Linked DNA regions of Homo sapiens: region 1 is linked to region 2. The links are chromatin contacts, found by Hi-C or POLR2A ChIA-PET in ENCODE. All regions are on one chromosome and are shown on one strand. The core of a region is the stretch at or near the end of the contact, and the rest is flanking DNA. Distances in the headings are between cores, read along the strand shown. Region 1 overlaps FRMD4A (FERM domain containing 4A). Region 2 holds the start of FRMD4A-AS3 (FRMD4A antisense RNA 3).

Region 1 (5,665 bases), core at 1,224-3,723, 130 kb before region 2:
CATGGTGAAACCCTGTCTCTACTAAAAATACAAAAATTAGCTGGGCGTGGTGGCACGTGCCTGTAGTCCCAGCTACTTGGGAGGCTGAGACAGGAGAATCATTTGAACCTGGGAGGGAGAGGTTGCAGTGAGGTGAGATCACACCACTGCACTCCAGCCTGGCGACAGAGCAAGACTCTGTCTCAAAAAAAAAAAAAAAAAAAAAAAAAAAAAAAAAGAAAAAGAAAAGAAAGAAAGAAAGAAAGAAAAGTAGACCCACACCAAAGAGTGTTACCTTGCATGTAACTTTAAAGCAAATGATTTTCCTTCTGTTTAGATAACAAAGAAACCAAATATTGCTTATGTCTTTAAAAATACTTGGTATGGAAATAGGTTGGTGTGGATCGGATAAATTGCTGTGGAAAGTCTGACTCAGATGAACTGGAGCAGAGTGGCCCTGCTCAGTGGGAAGAAAGGCACCTTCAAGGTGACAGCGTAAAAGATGAGACTATAAATAACTCCGGCCATCAGTAAGGGCACTCGATATGTTCCTACCATTCAGAGACAACAGAATTAAAGAGTTGGACAAACCAAAAGAGACCATCTGTCCAGGTCTGTCTTTGGGCAGGTGAATACCTAAACCATCAGAGCTGTCTCTTTATTTCTTGGGGATCTTATGTAGCAGGGATCCCCAACCCCTGGGCCACAGACTGGCTGCACAGCAGGAGGCGAGCCGTGAGAGAGTGAAGCTTCATCTGTATTTACAGCCACTCCCCATTGCTCACATTACCACCTGGGCTCCACCTCCCATCAGATTAGCAGTGGCATTAGATTCTCACAGGAGCACGAACCCTGTTCGTGAACTGTGCTTGCCAGGGATGTAGGCTGCATGCTCCTTATGAGAATTCAATGCCTGATGATTTGTCACTGTCTCCCATCACCCTCAGGTGGGACCATCTAGTAGCAGGAAAACAAATTCAGGGTTCCCACTGATTCTACATTATGTTGAGTTGTAGAATTATTTCATTATATATTTCAATGTAATAATAATAGAAATAAATGTAATGTGCTTAAATCATCCTGAAACCATCCCCCAACCTCAGTCCTTGGAAAAATTGTCTTCCATGAATCAGGTCCCCGGTGCCAAAAAAGTTGGGGACCACTGGGACCATACACCCTTCAACAGAACATGACAGGTCTGCATAAGATTCAAGGTGTTTTCCCTGACATTAGATAGAAAACTCTTCTGTTATATATTTGTAGCTATTTCTGCATACTAATGCTGCCTCATTTGCTGACTTATCATTCTGAAAGTTCCTTCCGTAAAAAAGAAAGGCTTAAAAAATACATTCTAATGATACGTGCCTTCTCTGTCTGTGCACACAGTGTCAGATAGAAAGCAACTTCTTATCCTTCCAATGAAGAACACGGAATAGCTGAGTCTTTGCCAGACATAGCCTGATGGGAACCCTGTGGTGTGGCCCTCTTCATGGGGAGTTCAGTGTGATCAGGTTGAGCCATATTTATGTGATGTCACCTAGGCAGGGATTAACACTGGCTTTACGTGGACATCTCCTATTCCAGTGATCGCCCCTCCGGTCTCTCCACCAGCAACAGTACAATGGGAGTAACAGAGAAATAGACCCAGGCCTGGTGGGAGGTTGGAAGGCACTAAGCCAGCCGGACTAGTGCCAAACTTAGAAACAAAAGGGAAGAAGTTGAGTGAATGAACAGGGGCATAAAAAGGAAGGGATTTCTTTGGTAGGTATGACAAAAACAACCAAGTCCATATCTTAAATATTTTCTCTCCAGTAAAATTTTAATGTCACTTTGGGATAGGGTCTGTATGGTTAGTCTTCTTCTAAACCTGGGTCCAGCTGCTTGGTTTTGTCATGTGATTTTTTTTAAGTAATGGTGAATTTGTAATAGGTTTCTTTCTTCTCTTTCTCTCCTATGACAGACCGGGGAAAGGGGCTTACAACCAGAATGCTATCAAATCCTTTATGAAACATTTGGGGCTAATTACCCTTGCTGGAAGTCTCAGGATTTTTTTCCTTGCAGTTTTTTTTTCCATTTTAATGGAACACAGTTCAAGTCTCATAAATGCTTAAATATGTAGTCGTAAAGTTTCAGATGTCTCATGGGCACCGCTGTCTGCAAATCTACCAGGCAGGGCTCTGCAGAGGTTCAAATTCGAACTGGTTTCCGCCTCTCACAAAGTGTGTTATATAAGCTGGGCTGGGAGAATTTACATGCTCCATGCGGCCATTTAATAAAGCTCACTTGATTATAGAGCCAGGGTCACCCCAGGAAATCTTGCCACCTCCCCATTTAAACAGTGAGAGGGAACTATGCATTTGGCTGTTGTTGCTTTCTCCTGATCCAGTTATCCCCAGGAAGTGATCCTTCATTTCCTTGCTCATGACTGCAGGCTTCAAGGAAGAAGCCAGACCAGGCCAGGGTCAGAGGCCCCAGTTTCAACTTCCTCTGGCTGCAAACAAAGCCATCAATCAGAGCACAGGCATTATTTACACATTCCCTAGGAGTTGCCTTCTTGCGTCTCAGAGCAATGCACCAGCACGTAGTTAGGGAAGTAAAAAACAGGACTGCCCCTCTGTGGAATAATTATGGACTTCACAACTATGAGTTGGGATCAAAAGGGGGACAATCAAGGGATGCCACTGGTTTATGTCCCTTTCCTGACCCAGATGCCTGGGGAGAGCCAGTGAAGTCAGAGGCACATGCAAGTTCTTCCTGCACCTCAGAGCTAGGAGAATGAACTCTGCTGGACTCTTTAGGCAGATGCTTCCCTGAACGCAAGAATCTTTCTGATGCCCTGAGGGCTAAGGCTAGAACCAGGAAGTTGAAAGAGGTGCTCGTTACTCAGAATCCCTGTCCCTACCTCAGCCATATTGTCAACCAAGTCAGCGAACGCTAGAGACTTCAGGAGGAGAAGGGAGTGTTTTCTCACCATAAAAAAAATTCTAGGTGCTCCTATGTCATCGTCACTTGTTTATTTACCTAATGCAACTTTCCCAAGTCATGTACATGTGTCTTTTAGACACTGAACACATCCCACTCCCTTGGGTCAGTCTGGAAACTCTGGTGTAGACTCGGCCACCAACTCACATTTTAGTGATCCTTTACCTTGGGAAAATTGCCCAATCTTTTCTTTTTTTCTCATCTTTGCTTTCACATCTTCCAAATTCCACTTCTGTTCTTTTACTCGCCTTCTCCTTGCCAAGTGATTGGTCCACTGAAGACCAGCATGGCCAGCCTATAAAGGTTGTAAAGAAAGAACTGGCAAGGTAAGGTGTGTGTCAAATGGGTGATGTGTTCTGTCTGTGTGTCTGTCTGTCTGTCTCCATGTGTCTATCTCTCGATGCCTGTCCTATACCTGGCTGAGTGCTGTGAGCTGGCCATGCTTCAATAAACAGCAGACTTGACCTCGGGGAGCTTATGGCACAAAGAAGAGGAAGGCAGACATGGGACAAATGATTATAGACAAGAGGAGCGCTCATATGGGGAAGCTTGGGAGGCTTCAGGAAGGTACCTGAGCTGTAGGACTTCAGAGAGGAGATTGTTGTGGGTTATGTAAGGTCATCACAGAAACCTTCCATCAAGGCATGTCTGAAAGGCTGGGTAGGAATCTAACCACCTGAAAGGAAGAATTGCATTAGCCTGCAGCCTTCCAGGCTACGGACACTTCAGGTAGGAAAGCGGAGACCTGAGTGTCCCAGGGGTTTTGGGGACAAGGAATAGAGCAGTTGACTACGTGGATGCTATGGATGCGCTAGGAGAAAGAGGCAAGTTTGGAGATATTAGCACTCTCTATATACACTTAATCTTCACCAGACCGCTATCATTCCCAATTAAACAGACAAGGAAACTGAGACACAGAGGCTGAATTGCCCAAAATCTCACAAACAGTAAATAATTGAGTGGGATTTTAAACAAGGGGAGCTTGTTGCAGAGTCCACTGACTTAAAACCAGGGCACTCAGTTACCCCTCTCTGTGGTAAGATGGAGTGGAGTTGGGAAGGTCTTGGATGACCAAACCAAGATCTGTGGTCATACGGGATGCCTAGGGGAGTCTGTCAAAACTGGATTTAGTTATCATTTATAAAAGAGACACACATGCAACATGCATACACACACACACACGTGCACACACACACACACACACACATATATATACACCATGTCTAACATTTTCACTCAAATACATGCCATAGTACAGCAGAAGCCTCCAGTGTTTAATCTGTGCTTCTCCTCCTGCATGTCTTGGTAAAGAACATAGATCCTTCTGCCATCACTTTGGATCTGTTTGAAACTTTCCCAAATGCCTCATTGGATGGTTATTCTCCATGTCATCCAGAGTCAAGAAGAGTAACTCTGTCCTGTCCTTTTCAAATATTCTGGCCTGTGCATGTCCACTCAAAAAAAATAAGCAAAAAAATAAAACAAACTTATCAGGCGGGGCATAGTGGCTCATGCCTGTAATTCCGGCACTGAGAGGCCAAGGTGGGAAGATCGCTTGAGGCCAGGGATTCAAGACCAGCCTGGGCAAAAATAGGGAGATCTTGCCTCTATAAAAAATAAAAAGTAAATTGAAAAAAAAAAAAACACCTTATCAGTGTGTTCCAGGATTTTCTTGTTATTGTGCAAGCAAATATGGTTCTCATTAAATGGACTTGTAATAAATAAATGTTATTCACTTATGCTACTAAAATGTCATGTTGAAATATATATATATATTTTTAAGATACAGGATTCTCACTGTTGCCCAGGCTGGAGTGCAGTGGTACAATCATAGCTTAATGCAATGATAAACACCTGGGCTCAAGCGATCCTCCCTCCTTAGCCTCCCAAAGTGCTGGGATTACTGGTGTGAGCCACTGTGCCCAGCCTGAAATCTATTTTACATATTCGGAGTTTAGTATAGAATTCTGCCAAAGGTCTTTGCTGCTGAAATCTTTGGCCCTAAAATAGGCAATCAAGAGCCACTAAAGGTACTGATATCTCAGCAGACAAGTGACTTATACAATGATGGATAAACGGAATGAAGGTGAAGATGACTGGATGAAGATGGGGAGGGGTTAGGAGCATTTTGCAGGCAGCTCTAGGGTACAGCATGGGCAAAAAGGGTCTGAGCAGAGAGCAGGTGGTGGGGATGAGGAGAATTGATAAGCCCATGGAAAAGAGGATTTTTTTTTTTTTTTTTTTTTGAGACAGAGTCTCACTCTGTCACCCAGGCTGGAGTGCAGTGGCACAGTCTCGGCTCACTGCAACCTCCGCCTCCCAGGTTCAAGCGATTCTCCTGCCTCAGCCTCCCTAGTAGCTGGGACTACAGGTGCGCACCATCATACCCAGCTAATTTTTGTATTTTTAGTAGAGACAGGGTTTCACTATGTTGGCCAGGATGGTTTTGATCTCTTGATGTCGTGGTCTGCCCGCCTCGGCCTCCCAAAGTGTTGGGATTACAGGTGTGAGCCACTGCGCCCAGCCGAGAGGATTTTTAATAAGTTAAAATGCAAACAATTTATTTGATCATTCAAATATTATGGCATTTGCAATCATGTTCAAGCTACCTAAAGTATGGGCAGTTGTGAGTGCTTAGGAACTGGAGTTTGTTTATTTTCATTGTTGATTAAATCTTTTATGGAATAAATACAATTCAACACAT
Region 2 (6,337 bases), core at 2,596-5,095:
TATTATCGGTTTAGAAAGTCAGCCCATTGGAAAATAATTGAATGGAGGTAAAATGACCAAGGAAGGTAAGCATTGAAGAGATGGGGTATTAGAAGAGCTGGCAGAAGAAGGGACATGATGATGGAATGAGCACCTTCTGCTTTGGGTTTCAGAGACACTGGAACCCTCATTCACCTTAGGGCTCTGAAGCTTCTTTGGTCTGTTATCTATGTTGTAGTACTATTATTTGTTATATTATATTCTTTGTTATAACCACAATAGATGTTTATTTAACATCTTTCTATTAAGTGCTGGTTGTGTGCTAGACATCATGCTAGGCACTGGGATTATGACAGTGAAAAAATGCAGACATGTCACTGCAAACACTGTTCATACTGACCCTGAATCATCAGGACTGGGGAGAAAGGTATATTTAAAGATCCCTGACTTGTTTTTGACAGATTCAATGCTAAAGGAAGTTTCCATAGCCTGTTAAAAGAAGATTCAAAGATTTCAGGACACAATTGATGCATCCAATCAAAGGGAACAGATGGATTGCAAGACAAAATTCATGCCAGTGAATCTTCAGTAAGTATTCTCTGGAAAAAGGCTTAGACAGAGATCGCTGATGTACCAAGGCAAACGCCCCTTACCAGGGAAAGAACCCGGATCCCTGGACACGAGTCCTTCTTACTTTCTTGATTTGCCTTTCTGATGCCTATGTGGCTGTTCCATGCATGAAGACTTTTAGATCTCAGTTTCTCAGAAGCCAGTAAAGAGTAAATAAGATTCCAAGGCTAACTAAGTCCCCTCTGAAACTACATGCCACATTCAGAAACGACATTAATTCTCTAAGAGACCAAGATTAAATCAGGCTGGCATCTTGGATCTGCTGGGGAGGAAGTCTGTTTAATGCAATTGACCTCTAAACAGAGTTCATATTAACAGTGACCACTGTGTACATCCTGCTTTTTTAGCTGAAAGATAAACCGTATGCCCATGTTATAGAGAAGCATGAGAAAACATTGGTTTAGGATGAATTACATTTAAAAATTGAAATGGAAAGATCTTCTTTGTAAATGACTCAGTAATTTTCCATCATCCGAAAACATTTTATATAAAGAAACAATTTAGGAAGAAAAAAAGACCTACTTTAGATTAGAAAATATTTTTAAATTAGGAGATAAAGAGGTGGAGATGGGACGGAAAAAGAAGTTAACATACAAATTATTACTGTCCTTAAACTCAGTTTTTAGGAGGTAAGTGGACTGGGCTTGGGTGTTCTTGGTGGCTTAGGATATGGGTGCTGATGGGGCAGAGAGGACCAGGTATGTGTGCAGAAAGATACGCACTTAGTGGGATCTTCTCCAAGTAAGTGTTGAATGTAGAAGAATTAGACTTGATGAGAACACTGGGTGAGGGTGGACTCTTAGGTGGATCCTTGGATGAAGTAGGAGCCTGCAGCTGAAAGGGTGAAAGAAGGAGGTGGTAGGAAGGGTTTCCTTCCCCGTGTTGCAAGGCTGCTTCTCTTAATTCTGTGACTTTACTACAAAGCACAGAGGACTGTGACCAACATTTAATAAGCCTTCAATAAATGTTGATATTGATACCTAAAATTCCACCTATTAGACATTGATTTATGTTAACAACTTCCTTCTTAAAGTAAAAATTCTCTTGGGAAGGCCCAAGTCAATTGACCATTCATTCTTTATGATGAATGTTTAATAAGACTGCTTTCTTCTGGATATCTAGTTGAGATCAGCTGAACAACGAGAGTTTTATGGCTAAATGGATATGAAGACACGAGGCAATTTAGGGTCACGGAGATGCTCGGCTGAGTTCAGGCACAAATGGGGCCTTGAGAAGTCAGAAGTTCTTACTTCTCTAGATAATATCCTCAAAAAGCCAAGTGAAGATATTAAGAAGAAAAAGCCAAAAATAACAACCGTGGCTATACCATTTTGGGAACAGAGTTGGATTCACATATCCTCCGTCCTTCTACTTTATAAACATTATTTGGAAAATTAAAAGTCGAAAATATTATAAGATTAAAATTCTGTGAGTTGGAGTCAACTTGTCTTCTAAAGCCTAACGCTTTCTGAGCCTCAGTTAAGTTACCACAAGAAGCAAGCCACCAAATTTGCCATCCAGAACTGTGATGCATGCTCTCATTTCCAGCAAGATGTAAAGCAGGGTTTTCATAACTGTTGAAGCTGCATCACAACCATCTCCACAAAGGACCATTTATCAGTTATTTTGGGAAAGGGGAGGGTTTTTTTAGAAGAGAAGAAACCACGCTAATAAGCTTTTTGTCTGCAATCATTTCCCACTGAGATTCCATATCAGTACATCTCCATTTGCTACATATTTAGCTTTAAAGGAAAATGAGGTGAGATGGAGATATTTGAGTCATAAAAGCAATAAAACGTGCTTCCGGAAAATAGCTTTCCTTTCAGTCCCCAGACCTGCACTTCCCAGATATAAAGTTTGTTTCTTTAACAAAAGTCTTGGTCAAGTATAGCCAGGCATACTGATTATCAGAGAAATATATACATATGTTTATAATTCATATGAAAGGAAAGAGAGAAAGAGCCAAAAAGAAGGGATAAAAAAATAATAGCTTTAGAAATAGAGAAAAGAAACAAAAACAAGACATACACTACGAGAACCCCTTGTAACCTGCACCCTTACCAGCTGTCCAGGAAACCCAGGGTACCTCCATCTCTCAGCTCAGAGGTTGGTGACAGGTGGTGTCTTTTATTCATATGCCCTCCCTGGGGCTCTTAATAATTGGTGTATTTCTTGTAGTCCCTTTAGTAGGCTGGGGGCAGTAGTGGGAGTGAGGGCGAGTTGGATGCTGGCTTGTTAATGGAGCTGAAGGGAGGGCTACAAGGTGACAGATGGGATGAAGCTGGAAGCTTCTTTGGTGGGAAGGGAGGGTGTTCTAGGTCATGAAGAATTAGATCCATTGAGTTGCTGCAAGAAATGTCCCATTCCTTGAGTTCCTAGGTGATTGACTTAATCTGCCCATCAGTCTTTGTGTGGTTGGTTTTGTGGTTGTGTGGATAAATCTAGACACCAAGGACCCTGGATATACCCTCCCAAAGCAAAATAACACTGGGGGCTGGGGTCACTTATTACTTGGCTGGTGTCCATGATGGGAAAGATCTCAGGGATGATGGCTGATGTTGTTGGCATTGTCTTTGCTTGTCCAAGGGCTGCTGTAGAAGAAGCGAACGGAGTGAGGGGAAGTCCAGGGGTATGAATGTGTCGTGTTCATGGGTTTTTCACCACCACCGGGATCCTGTTGTGACCTACCCACTGGTCAAGATGAAATCCCTAATAACTTAGGTGTTAAAAGACTGGAGGTTGCCCTGTATAAATTGGGTCACCAAAAGTTCCTTTTAAATTTTGCATAGGGCGGTGGCTCATGTCTGTAATCCCAGCACTTTGGAAGGCTGAGGTGGGAGGATCACTTGAGGGCAGGAGTTCAAGACTAGACTGGGCAACATAGTGAAACTCTGGTTCTACTAAAATACAAAATTTAGCCAGGCATGGTGGTGTGTGCCTGTAATCCCAGCTACTCGGGAGGCTGAGGCAGGAGAATTGCTTGAAACCTGGAGGCAGAGGCTGAACAGAGCTGAGATCGTGCCCCTGCACTCCAGCCTGGATGACAGAGCAAGATAGTCTCAAAAAAAATTTTTTTTGTTTCATATGTAGTACCATAGCACCAAGAAAGTGCTTAGGTGGTAAGTACAAAGGTGGCCAAGGTGAGTTCTGACAGTACAGAATGGGGTTTCCATGGAGACGGCAAATAATGAAGCAGTGGATGGGGGAGGGGGATGTATGCTCCAAGGTTGTGCCCACTCGGCACGACCCAGGTTCCATGCTACAGGCCTCTACTTGTCCAGACCTGAGGGTCAGATTCAGATGGTGCAAATGTTTAAGACCTGGGTCTTCAACGAGATGAATTATCAGCTATTTCATAGCTGCAGTGTTGGATATGCCGAGACGATAAAAGCAACAGCAATCAGAATCAACAGTTGAAACGACATGGCAGACGCTGTGAATGCTATGAACTGCTGTGCTGAGCAGCAGGATTCCTGTGTCCTGGCGCAATGCCCATGGGGATTCATGCTTTCAGAGGGTCACGCCTCAGGAACACGTAGAAGGGCAAGCATTTCATCTGGCAGGGCACTGATTTAATCTGCACGCATGTTTGGCTGTAAAACTAGCTCCTCCCCCTTACCATTTTTGAGTCGCTGCCGGACTCAAATTCCACAGATTCTGGAAGGTGTCCAGGAACTCGTTGATTTGTCAAACTTATGGCTACACACAGCTGGAATGGAGACGGACTCCACTGAGGAGACTCATACAGGACAGGAGGGAATTTTAAGAGGATAACCCTGGTAAGCCATGGTGGATTGGGTGATGGGAGGCTGTGTAAGAAAAGCTCTCTGACCTTGACTTCCAGGAATTTACTCTTAGATGGTTTAATCTAGATACTACCAGAGCTTGTAATACAGAAAATCCTGCAGGTAGGGAGAAGAGATTACCCAGAATTAGTTGACAGTCTATGTTTCATAGAGTAGAATCAAAGAAAGATGTCCTTATGAATTAAAAAAGCAAGCAAACTATGGTAACTTGAACCAGTTTCCAGTGCTAACGTAGCACTGCCAAGAAAAGACACTGTAAGGTCACCACTGGTCACTAGATACAGCTTGTTTTAAGTTACAATCACATTTACATAAAAACAATAAATGGTCTACATCACCTTGAAAAATGGTTTTTCCTTCCAGTTGTAAGCACTTTATGTCCTGGTGAAATGCTGCTCATCTGATTATTTTACTATATTGAGAAGAGGAAAGGGGAGGACATATTATTTTCTTAACACCTAATGGATCCAGACACATGTTAAATGCTTGACCTCCACAACCATGTTTAACTGTTAGAACAACATGATGTGTGTGTGGTTTATTATTTCTATTTTCCAAATCAGGAGACCAAGGTCTATAGAGATTACGTAGCCTTCCTGGGCACTAGGAACAGGGACAGAACTGGAACCTGTGCCTATCTCTTTCTGTCGTTGCTCCTTCCAACATATCATGTTGCTTCTCAAAACCAACAGTGAAAAAGTATTCTTTAGCCTAACCTGAGCTGAAATGGCTTAGATATGAAAGCGTAAAGTTTCACTGGCTGTGCATGATGCAAATTTCTTAAATATAGGCAAATATAAGCATGTGTGGGTATAATTTCTGTATTATGTGTATACCTTTATATCCATATGCTGTATAGTATGTGTGTATACATATAGTGTGTGTGTATATTTTATATTTATACACACACATATGTATATGCACACACACACACATATATATAAACCATTAATCTAGGAATCAACAAACCACATCTGATGATATTTCTGCATTGTCATAAAGCCGGAGAGAGAAGCTTCCCCCAGTTACAGGAAGAGATTGTGTGATTGTGTCTGTGCTTGCTTTTTCCTAATGTCTGCATGTTGGACAGAACTTGGCCTAACTCTCATGTTCATGGTAATGTAGCATCTATTTTGAACCACAGGAGGATGGAACATTGACCAGAAGAACCTGACCTTAGTTGATGGCAACTCTGTTTTATTTCCGCTGCTCACCTGGGCCTCTGAATAACCGGGTTTCATTACTACAAGGCTGGCTCACTATGCACCCCTTCACCTGTTCATTTGCCCAGTGTGTGTCTAACCCAGCCATCCACAGCTATGTCATGAAGACCTGTGCATGGATCCCCACCTGCCTTTCCCATGTTACCTGCGAGCTTACCAAAGACTTGGGATTTTTCCAGCATGGTGAAAGATGAAAATGTGCTTGGGTTTACTTTGTCATTTCCAGGGCTGGGTTAAAGCCATCATGTAATGAAGCCAGATCCACATTAAAATGTGGATCATGGCCAGGTGTAGTGGCTCATGCATGTAATCCCAGCACTTTGGGGGGCCGAGGCAGGTGGATCATGAGGTCAGGAGATCGAGACCATCCTGGCTAACACAGTGAGACCCTGTCTCTACTAAAAATACAAAAAATTAGCTGGGTGTGGTGGTGGGAGCCTGTAGTCCCAGCTACTCGGGAGGCTGAGGCAGGAGAACCGCGTGAACCCGGGAGGCAGAGCTTGCAGTGAGCTGAGATCACGCCACTGCACTCCAGCCTGGGCGACAGAGCGAGACTCCGTCTCAAAAAAAAAAAAATGTGGATCATTGTTAGATGCATTACTATGAACTTTGGGGTGGGGGAAAGGGTCAACGTGGAAAAACATCCAGGCATTTCCCTTTTTCTACACTTGTCTGTATCTCTCCCCAATAATTCATTAC

Evidence for each region. Hi-C counts contacts between places; a loop is a spot of excess contacts on that map. ChIA-PET counts read pairs that join two places held with the same protein, here RNA polymerase II (POLR2A). Pooled maps may share reads with other maps.
Region 1: a pooled map shows a loop between it and region 2 (5-fold over the local background). The contact joins the enhancer-like site here to the promoter of FRMD4A-AS3 in region 2. A Hi-C loop is called at or near these places in 2 of 168 maps with a recorded cell type or tissue (esophagus muscularis mucosa and gastrocnemius medialis) and 2 of 50 pooled maps. POLR2A ChIA-PET finds 5 or more read pairs at or near these places in 3 of 52 experiments (AG04449, WTC11 and activated T-cell).

The regions. Positions count from the first base shown.
Region 1 is chr10:13,943,463-13,949,127 of GRCh38, forward strand. All of the region lies in intron 2 of FRMD4A (FERM domain containing 4A), which reads right to left. Among named protein-coding and RNA genes, the nearest start is that of FRMD4A-AS2, 45 kb to the right of the region's middle. RefSeq lists an enhancer at 2,519-3,019. Within about 2 kb of position 2,474, at least 5 of the 41 ENCODE cell types and tissues checked have a DNase peak (open chromatin) inside an H3K27ac peak, as active enhancers do.
Region 2 is chr10:14,070,439-14,076,775 of GRCh38, forward strand. FRMD4A-AS3 (FRMD4A antisense RNA 3) reads left to right here and starts at 3,846. Exons shown (of 3, transcript NR_120638.1): 1 at 3,846-4,388. All of the region lies in intron 2 of FRMD4A (FERM domain containing 4A), which reads right to left.